Linked DNA regions of Homo sapiens: region 2 is linked to region 1. A link is a loop called in an ENCODE intact Hi-C map of the cell type or tissue named here. Cell type or tissue: Calu3. All regions are shown on one strand.

Region 1 (5,000 bases):
TTTCAAATTCTAACAAGGGCTTATAATTGAAATAGAAAATAAATGTTCTATTTTTTTAACCTCAAAATTTTTAAGGATCCTCCCTATTCCATCCTCATTAGCACATCTTTTTTTTTTTTTTTTTTTTTTTTTTTTTTGTGATGGAGTCTCGCTCTTTCGCCCAGGCCGGAGGGCAGTGGTGCTAACTCGGCTCACTGCAAGCTCCACCTCCTGGGTTCATTCCATTCTCCTGCTTCAGCCTCCCGCGTAGCTGGGACTACAGGTGCCTGCCACCACACCTGGCTAATTTTCTGTATTTTTTTTTTTTAGTACAGACGGGGTTTCACTGTATTAGCCAGGATGGTCTCGATCTCCTGAGCTCGTGATCCGCCCGCCTCGGCCTCCCAAAGTGCTGGGATTACAGGCATGAGCCACCGCACCAGGCCCCACATCTTGATTTAAAATACTTAGTGTTCTTCTGATTGCACTTTTATATTGGCCATGCATATTGCTTTTTCAGACCACACTCTTGGCCCTACCAGAAAAGTTACATGGAGCAAAAGTTTTAAACCATTTGTCTTCTTGGTGTTGGAAAAGAAAATAATTTTGGGGAAAAGAATAAGTAAAACTAAATTTGTGCTAAGTGCTTGAAGTTGTTTTCTTTGGTTTGTCTCCTTTCGCCTGAAGAAAGCCTACTGAAAGAATTGTGTCTTATGTCAACATAAATCTTAAAGGAGGAAGAGTATGTGACTATGACTCTTATGTCTCCAGAGATAATAAGCAGATTTGGATATTGATTCTGGATTTAGTTTTGCTTTCTCTAGTAAAATTCCTGTGTCAGCCGGTAAAATCACTCTTACATTTTAATTCTACATATCCAGGAAAGAATTAACCTATAATCAAATGAATTCTGAGTTAAATCATACTTCAAGTAATATTCAATTGGAGTTTTTGGGGAGTCCTTTTTGCTTTATATCAGAATCAATTTGGAAGTTATCACATCTAATGGTAAACTTTCAAGTGATAATGTTTGCATAAAGACATTCAGAAAATACGTATTTTCACATATTCTCCACAATTTTAGAATTAAATAGAACCTGAAGAGCCACTCAAATAAACTTTTGCCTTGAAGAAAATGAAATGAAAGCCTAGAAATATGAAGCCAAGGGTTAAAGATTACAGCAAGTGGCAAAGCTAGGGTAGATCCAATTTTCTCGCTTCCAGTTAAGAATTTTTTGCCTCTATTGCTTTGTATTTAAAATATAAGAAGGGTTATGTAAATAACTCCAACTAACATTATGCATCCAAGAGAGATCATAATGGAATTGATGCTGTTCTTTAAGGGATAGTAACAGTAATATTCTGCCACAGAACCAACAGCTGCTTTATTACAAATGACTTGTAAAGAAAGATGAGTTAATATATTAAATTGATTGTTTCTGACTATTTGATTAATTGACATGGCCTTACTTAGCAGTTAATCTAAGATTATCAAATTACTGTGACAAAGACAGAAGAAGGGAGGTTAGAGACTAAATTAAAACTCTAGTTGATATAGTGTTTGATTTACAGAGTATTTGCATTTGCTGTAGTACCAAGAAATAAGATGTTATCGCTAAATACTATTGTATTGGATGAATATGACATTATTGGCCATATTGCCTACAGAAACTAGATTGCTATCAGTATTTTGATTGATTATATACAATAATTGAAAAGCAGAATTTTATTTAGTTGCAAATGCATTTTACAACTACTTTTGAAAATTGTATATCCATTGGAAGAAATTATTATTATGGAACATGAAGAGCAGGAAAATGGGGAAGAGGGCTAAATAGTTATTGTAAGAGCTTTTCCTATAATGTTTAATTTCCCATATTATTTCCTCTGCCTGGTTTATCTCTTTGTGTCTTAATGAAACTATACTTTTCAGACTGACTTAACCATCTTTATCATTTTCTGTTTTTAATGTATTGCCACCTCCTCCTTGGTATAAAGTCAGAGACATTTTCTCATTTTTTTCTTCTGCCTTTTTTTCTTAATGAAACATTTTCCTAAACTATGAGCTAGAATGTCTTTTAAACTTTACTTAGGTGGAAGTACATTTTTCTTTACTTTTCTAGTGACCCTTAATATCATTACTTCCAGATATAAAGAATGAAAGCATACATAAGACATATAGTGAAGTCAGGGAACAAATGTCTTCATAAAAGGTGGAAAACTAACATTTTAGAGGAAATATGTAGGTTGAGTAAACAAAACATAGGTTGTCATTGCAAATTAATTTTTCATAGTAGCCTAACCCAAAACAAGGAGATCTGTCTCGTACCTCATAAGATGTTAGAAATAGTCTGGAGATATATCACAGCAAAGAAGATGGTGACCAAAGAGAAGTGACTTCTTCAGTGTCACAATAGAACTCTCACAAAATAACAAAAAATAAAATGTAGGCCTTATATCTCCCAAATCTATGTTTTCCTTCCATTATTCCAGATTTACAGTCTTTTCTTAATAACAAAAAAGACATAAATGATCTCCTGCTTTGATCTGCTTCTTGATTTTTGAAATTCTATTTAAATTTATACTTTTTAGCTGTTGCAATGCATAATGGTAGCATATTTTTGTCACTATGGTTAAATTATTCTCTCTCACTTAAAAAATTCACTATGTAAGGTGACACAGTTTCTCTTATATTTATACAGATTGCTTCAAAGCCAGCACTGGAAAGGACAAGCATTAAAATCTGGTGCTTCCTGTGACACATTACCAGAAGCAAGGTGGCTCCCAGGGCTACGCAAAAAAGAATGGGTCCAGTGAGGTCCGTTTCATTCATAATGCTGCCATCTACTGGCTTCATTGGGTTTAACACTGTCAAAGTTTTTTGCCATATGTGATCAAAATGGATTCCAAGTTCTGTAAAAAGGAAAAAAGATAAATAATATGATAACATAAATATAGAAAAATAAAAATAAGTTACACTCTTTAAAGGTTAACATATCTGATTAATTTACTTAGCATTTTAATCTGATTGTTCTATCATACCTTCTAAAGTTCTATGTTCTGTATTACACAGAAACTCAAGTTCTATGTAACATATAATAATCTTAAAAAACAAACTAAAAAATAATTTGGCTTCCAAAGAATGACTTAAAATAAATATATTAGAGAAACATTTCCATCAAGGAAAACATTCCCTGATTTATGCAGCAAATACAAGCTTTAAATCTAATTGAAAATTGGGAAGTTGGCAATATACAGTAAAAAATAAAATTGTAGCTAACAGATCAAAACTTTCATCCTATTGTCCATCTAGATATTTCCTTTTCCTGCATTTTCTGTTTCTTTTTTATTTCTTTTTCGAGGCAGGGTTTCCCTCTGTCACCCATGCTGGAGTGCAGTGGCACGATCTCAGCTCCTCCGCCTCCTGGGTTCAAGCAATCCTCCTGGCTCAGCCTCTTGAGTAGCTGAGACTATAGGCATGCACCACCACACCTGGTTAATCTTTTTTCTTCCATAGTGGCGAGGTCTCACTATGTTGCCCAGGCTGGTCTAGAGCTCCTGGGCTCCAGGGAGCCTCCTGCCTCGGCCTCCCAAAGTGCTGGGATTACAGACCTTAGCCACCACACCTGGCCCTTTTCCTGTATTTTCAATTGCTGACACTTCTGAAATCCTGTCATATTGGCCATGGCATAATTTTTCAATTAGCAGTACTATAATGAACTAATGAGACTTAGTCCAAGTCTGGGTTTTTACTTCCACTATGCCTAATGAGAAGAGCAATTTTATGCTAAATGCTTGAAACTACACAGAGGGGAAAAGGGCTCTTTCTGTAAGTAAAAGTGATCATGATGTGCATGCATATTTTTGTAAGGTCAATGTACTGTGAAGTTGAGTCTATGCATTCAAAGATTAAATTCTTGAGACGAGTTAACCTTTCTCTTTTATACATGGTAGTATTCAAATAAAATATCCAAAATCAATGAGGTTCAGTGTTCATGAGTCCAAATCCATTTAGAAACTTCTGATTTTTTTTCTCCAATTCCCATTTTTAAAATACTTCTGACTGCTGCCTCATAGGTCCTTCTGCTAGAATCTGCTTCTCTTATTACTATAAAGCAAATACTTAGCCATTTGACATCCCCTGAACATAGAAATAAATATCGATACCAGATCAGTTTCTTTTCTCACCGCTTCTGTAGAGATGAACTAAGATGTATCTAGGGTAGAGAAAGCGAATATTCAAAGAGAAGAGTATGACTTGACTATTTAGGGACCAGCAATCAAATTGGTTATCCTCCTTCTATAATTTCAGAATATCAGTAAGGGTGAGGTGGAGGCTAGGAAGAATGAAAGCTAAAATTTACTGAGTGTTTGCTATGGACTCCACAAGATTTACATACATCGGTCTTATAAATACACAATCAATCAGTTACTATTATTTTATCCCTACTTTATGCATCAGATATATAAGGCTTTGACAGATTAATTTGTCTGAAGACACAAAGCAGTAGTAGAAAACTTGGGTTTCAATGCTGCACAATCTGACTCAAGAAAGCACATGTTTAACCATAGATTTGTGGTCAGGTCAATGTTCATCTACTCTCATAATGGTTGTATTTTGTTTTTAAATGAGCCCAATTCTTCCATGTGAAGGACTGTCTTCCTAAATGTATTTATATGTGGCACTCAACCACCCTTCCAAGCTTTAGTAACCCTGTTTGGTCAGATACAGGGGTATAGCTCAACTTATTTTACAGAGGCACGTATCATCTAAATACCTTGAAAAGTTGACTTTTCTGTACACAGACTACAACATGGACTTCTAATAATCCCTATGACACAGAGGACCCTTATTCTAACAACTCAGAAACTTTCAGAGGGTCAGCTAGACACTGGTCTAAACCAAAAAATAAAGTTCTACTCATTTCATGCCCAGAATGACATCTGTTATTTTAAGCTTGAAAAAAAATTGAATGTAAATTAATAGCAAATAATTTACATTTCTGCTTCCTTGTTTCATC
Region 2 (5,000 bases), 58 kb before region 1:
CTAGAAGTGCACTCGCTAGTTGATTTTGGCCATGAGATATAAGCTGAGACTTTCCGGGAAAGCTTTGCTCTTTCTGATACAGGTGCCAGTCCTTTCTGCTTTCTTGCCTTTTGTTTGTTTGTTTGCAAAGCAGACAGTATGCTGAGAATGCCTCAGCCATTTTGTGATTAAATGACAACTTGAAGAAAAACTCTCACTAAAGATGGCACATCAGAAAGGTAAAAGGATCCAGGACATTAACAGCATCATAAAGAAGACAATTCAAAGACAAACTTCCCACTGCTTGTTACGTGTAAAAAATAAACCAATTTTGTTAAGCCACTGTGCACTTGTTACTGTCCCATGCAGCCGGAAGCACTCTTAATTGATGTGTCCATCTTTTCCATACCTTGCAAAAGATGTGTAAAAAAGCTTTTGCTAGATTTCAAGTCCAAACTATTTATTGTATGTTATGTTCATCCAGTTACAAAGTTTTATGGTTAATTGCCAAGAACCTAACGTATTGGCTGTACCTCATAAATAAGTTAGGTATGTGTTAGTTAAACAGTGCAGATATATTGCTAAAAACAAATTACGACTTTTCCCAAAGTCTTGGTAAGAGTCCAAGGAAAGGGAAATAGCAGTTAATATTAAGCTGAGCTCTGCTGTATCTTCTGTTTAATATGCTCAAGATACATAATTTTTAACAGATTCTGGCACATAGTGGGTAAATATTGAATAATGAGTAAAATTGTGGCAATATATCAATGGTTTTGAACAATTTCCAAAAGAATAATTTATACTCTAGATAAAAGTAGGCTGGATAAATGATAGATTCTGATGTTGCATTTCCTCAAATAAGACATCGTTGTATTTTAGAGGGTGAAGATTTTACTCTTTTAAAATTGGAAAATATTATTGTGAGTTTACTTAAAATAAAGTTTACTATAAGTCTACATACTTACTTTCATGAAATAAGACTTTTTGTGCACATCATTTAAAAAAAGGAGTTCTAGACAGAAGGTATAAATGAAAGATACTTGGACCCTGAATACTGGTTCTTCATGTAAGAAGAAAATTAATCACTTGGCAAATGTGCTTTGTGCCTTATTTCCTTATCGGAGTGTAAACTCTAAGGGTAGTGTTGTCCACCCTACATAACATTATTTGCTAGAATATTGCCATTCCCAAGTATTTAAACTTTTCTTGTCTATTGTTTTCCAGACATGATGCCACTAAAGATTAAAGAACAAATAAAGTAAGGCTTAGTGTTTCTCCTGAAAGTGCCCATGGGCTTGTGGTAGAAATAGTTCTATTTTTATCCCAAAGTGAGGAAAATCTAGTAATTGAGGTAGATAAAAATTACTTTGCAGCTGAAATATATGAGTGAAGCCTACTGAAAATAAAAGAAGCAGAAAAACATACTACTAGAAAGATAATTTAAGACATGTCTTTCAGTCTTTGATAAAACAAGTAAGCAAAGATAACTCAAGAGGCAATAGATATCTAAATAGATGATTGTTCAAATAGTTCTATAAAGGAAAATTTTATATTACATAAAGAATATCCTTTTTAAAACTGCTTATAAAAATTTCAAACATTGACCCTGCATTAGGCTATAAAGAAAATGTCAAGTAATTCCCTAAAGTGAAATGCAAAGTACATCTCTGATGACAGTGTAATTAATCTACAAATAAGAAACTATATTAACAACCAAAATGCAACCACTTAGAAATGTCTTTTCTTCAAGTAATATTGGGGCTAAGAGGAATATAAGACCTCAATTTCTAAATATTTAGATAATAATTATAAGAAGAATACTAAACATCAAAACACATGGATTGTGACTAACGTTATACTAATGGGAAAAATACAGCCTTTTAAACATTGACTAATAAATCAAAGGGAATGAATATTTTTTAAAGGTAAACATTAAATGTATAAGTGAGCATGAGATTGTAGAATTTAAAAATAGAATTTTTCTGGTTAAAGTAAAGCATGGAATACTTTTACCTAGTTTGGATTACTGGGAAAGAAGTAAGACAAAGACTCCTACCCCTAGACCCATGGATAATTTTTTTTTATGTTCCTATAATATAAAATGCCTTCTTTTAAGCTAATAAGGAAACTGAAAATAATCAAACACCTTCAAAAAACATTAATCAGTCAAAAAATGTATCCGTAAGACCAGGTTTAACTATATGCTTGCTTGATGTAATAAGAGGAAAACGTGTGTGTGTGTGTGTGTGTGTGTGTGTGTGTGTGTGTGTGTGTGATTTCCCTCCATTGAATATAGAGTGATCTCATGTTTTCAAATTATTATCACTAATTTTTTAAAAATTTTAAAAATAGGTATATAATAGTTGTACATATTTGGGAGACACATTTGATATTTTATTTATTCATGTATTTATTTGGAGGTACATATGATGATTTAATACATTCATATAATTTGTAAAGATCAAATCAATGTAATTGGGATATCCATCACTTTGTCTTTTTAATGTTAGAAACATTCAAATTATTCTTTTCTAGCTATTTTAAAATATATATAACAGATTATTGTAAACTACAGTCATCCTACTGATCTATCAAATACTAGGTCTTATTTCTTCTATCAAACTGCATATTTGTACCCATTAATCAACCTCTCTTCATCCCCACCTCTACCTTTCCAGGCCTCTGGTGACTGACGATCTATTCAGTAGTTTCATGAGATCCACTTTATAAACTCCCACATGTGAGTGAGAGCATGTGACATTTGCTTTTCTGTGCTTGGCTTATTTCATTTAAGATAGGGACATCCAGTTTCATCCATGCTGCTGCAAATGACAGGATTTCATTCCTTTTATAGCTGAATAATATTATACTGTGTATATATACCACATTTTCTTTATCCATTTATCCACTGATGGGTACTTAGTTTGATTCCATATTTTGACTATTGTGAAAGGTGCTGCAATAAACATGGGAGTGCAGACTTGTCTTTGATACACTGACTTCCTTCCTTTTGAATATATACTCAGTAGTGGAATTGCTGGGTCATATGGTACATCTATTTGTAGTTTTTTGAGAAAGCTCCCATAGTTTTCCATAGTGACTGTAATAATTTATTTTCCCACCAACACTGTGTGAGGGTTCCCTTTTCTCCACATCCTCACCACCATCCATTAGTCCCTGCCTTTTTTATAAAAGACATTTTAACTGGGGTGAAATTATATTGTATTGTGGTTTTATTTGCATTTCCCTGATGACTAATGATGTTGAACATATATTCATATACCTGTTGGCCATTTGTATGTCTTCTTTTAAGAAATGTCTATTCAGGTATTCTTCCCATTTTTAAATTGGATTTTTTTTTTTTTGCTATTGAGTTGTATGGATTTTTTTATACTCTGGTTGTTGTTAATCTCTTTCAGATGAATAGTTTTCAAGTATTTTCTCCCACTCTGCAGGTTGTCTCTTCACTCCATTGATTGTTTCCTTTTCTGTGAAGCAGCTTCTTAGCTTGATGTAATCCCATTTTTCTATTTTTGTCTTTGTTACCTGTGCTTTTCGGGTCTTACTAAAAAATTATTTGCCCAGATCAATGTCCTAGGCAGCATCCCCAAAGTTTTCTTCTAGTAGTTTTATAGACTAATTAAACTTTTTAAAATTTAAATATGGCTAGTATGCATCATCACTTTTTCTTTTGGAAAAGCATTAATAGGACATTTTTAAAGAAAAGTGCTTCTGTTACTCCCAGAAACCTAGGTATAATGTGGAATTTAGTTATATCTCATCAAAAACAAGAGAACAAACCTAGGGAAGCATAAGTGAAGAGTTCGAATAATAAAAGTGAATTAACAACTTAGAAGACTAAAAAGAAAAATATTTGATGTAGTGGCTTTGGGGGAAGAAAAAGGACAAAGCTAGAAAGATAGGAAGTAGTATTGAGAGAGTACTTTTTAAAATATTAATAAATATGAAAAGATCAAGAGAGAAAAAACATTATCTTATAACTAGATGCCAAGAAAGCATAGATAATAATTCAATACTTTTTTCCGATTTTTTAAAACATAGAAGTAAAATATTTTCTTAAAAAGATTTTTAAGACATATTTCAGGTGAACACTTAGCACCATGTTTAAGGGTAATACCTAGAAGCATGTCTATTAAAGTTAGGATAAAACATTTTTTCCCTTAGTATTATTTAATATTGTTCTGAAGAAATTATTCAAAGCAATTGAATTTCAGAATCTGCCTCAGAATATTCCTCCTCACTCCAAATACCTGTCACAATTCTCAGTGTTACCAATATTCATTCTTCTCATATGCAATGACCTTTCTGTTCACTTTACAGACCTTTGGAATACCAGCACTAAAGCACTTCCAAAACCTCAATCATTTATACTGCACCCTTTGAACAATTCCTGTGAGTCTTCCACTTCTGGCGGCTCAAGTACATCTCTTGCAGTTATAAAGAGACTAGCCAAGTTTTCTGTGAAACAATAATACACTAGGTTAGTGGACTTAGAATTATTATGCTATTCTGAGTTGTAGTTTTGTTGTTTTTATTTTTGTCACTTCTTCTACCGGTCAGCGAACCACTTTTGACCCATTCATCTATTGCAATACAACAGAAATGACGAACCTTGCAAACTTAATAAATGTACACATTAATATGCAAATACTGTGAAAACAATTTGCTAGGAATTGTACCTCTTAATTTAATGTAAACTGAGACAAGTGATCAACATAGCCCTTAAGTATATGCACAAACCTTGAGAACATTAATTTTTATTAAGAACATAATAAGGTTTCTATGAAAATCACAACCAATTTTAGAATTCAAGTTTGTAATATGTATGCAAGCAAATTAATTCCATTTATTTTTCTTCTGCTAATGCTAAGCTGCCCATGGAACCATCAGAGGCCCAAAGAACAGCAATTGTGCAAAACTGATATAGTTGTACTGACATGGAAATATATAATACATAATTTCTTTTTTAAAATGTTATAAAATAGCTTGCTTATATTATG

The links. Hi-C counts contacts between places; a loop is a spot of excess contacts. Peaks named below come from ENCODE experiments on the same cell type or tissue, not always from the same donor. Only the 100,000 strongest peaks of a DNase experiment are listed, where the experiment ranks them.
Region 2: it touches region 1 in a loop (10-fold over the local background); 1 of 110 quality-filtered maps calls a loop at or near these places.

Annotation. Positions count from the first base shown.
Region 1 is chr4:44,626,657-44,631,656 of GRCh38, forward strand. YIPF7 (Yip1 domain family member 7) reads right to left here. Exons shown (of 6, transcript NM_182592.3): 4 at 2,747-2,892. Among named protein-coding and RNA genes, the nearest start is that of YIPF7, 22 kb to the right of the region's middle. In Calu3, no CTCF peak of the experiment used is centred here; a DNase peak (open chromatin) is centred at 2,805.
Region 2 is chr4:44,569,068-44,574,067 of GRCh38, forward strand. No RefSeq gene overlaps it. Among named protein-coding and RNA genes, the nearest start is that of YIPF7, 80 kb to the right of the region's middle. In Calu3, no CTCF peak of the experiment used is centred here; no DNase peak of the experiment used is centred here.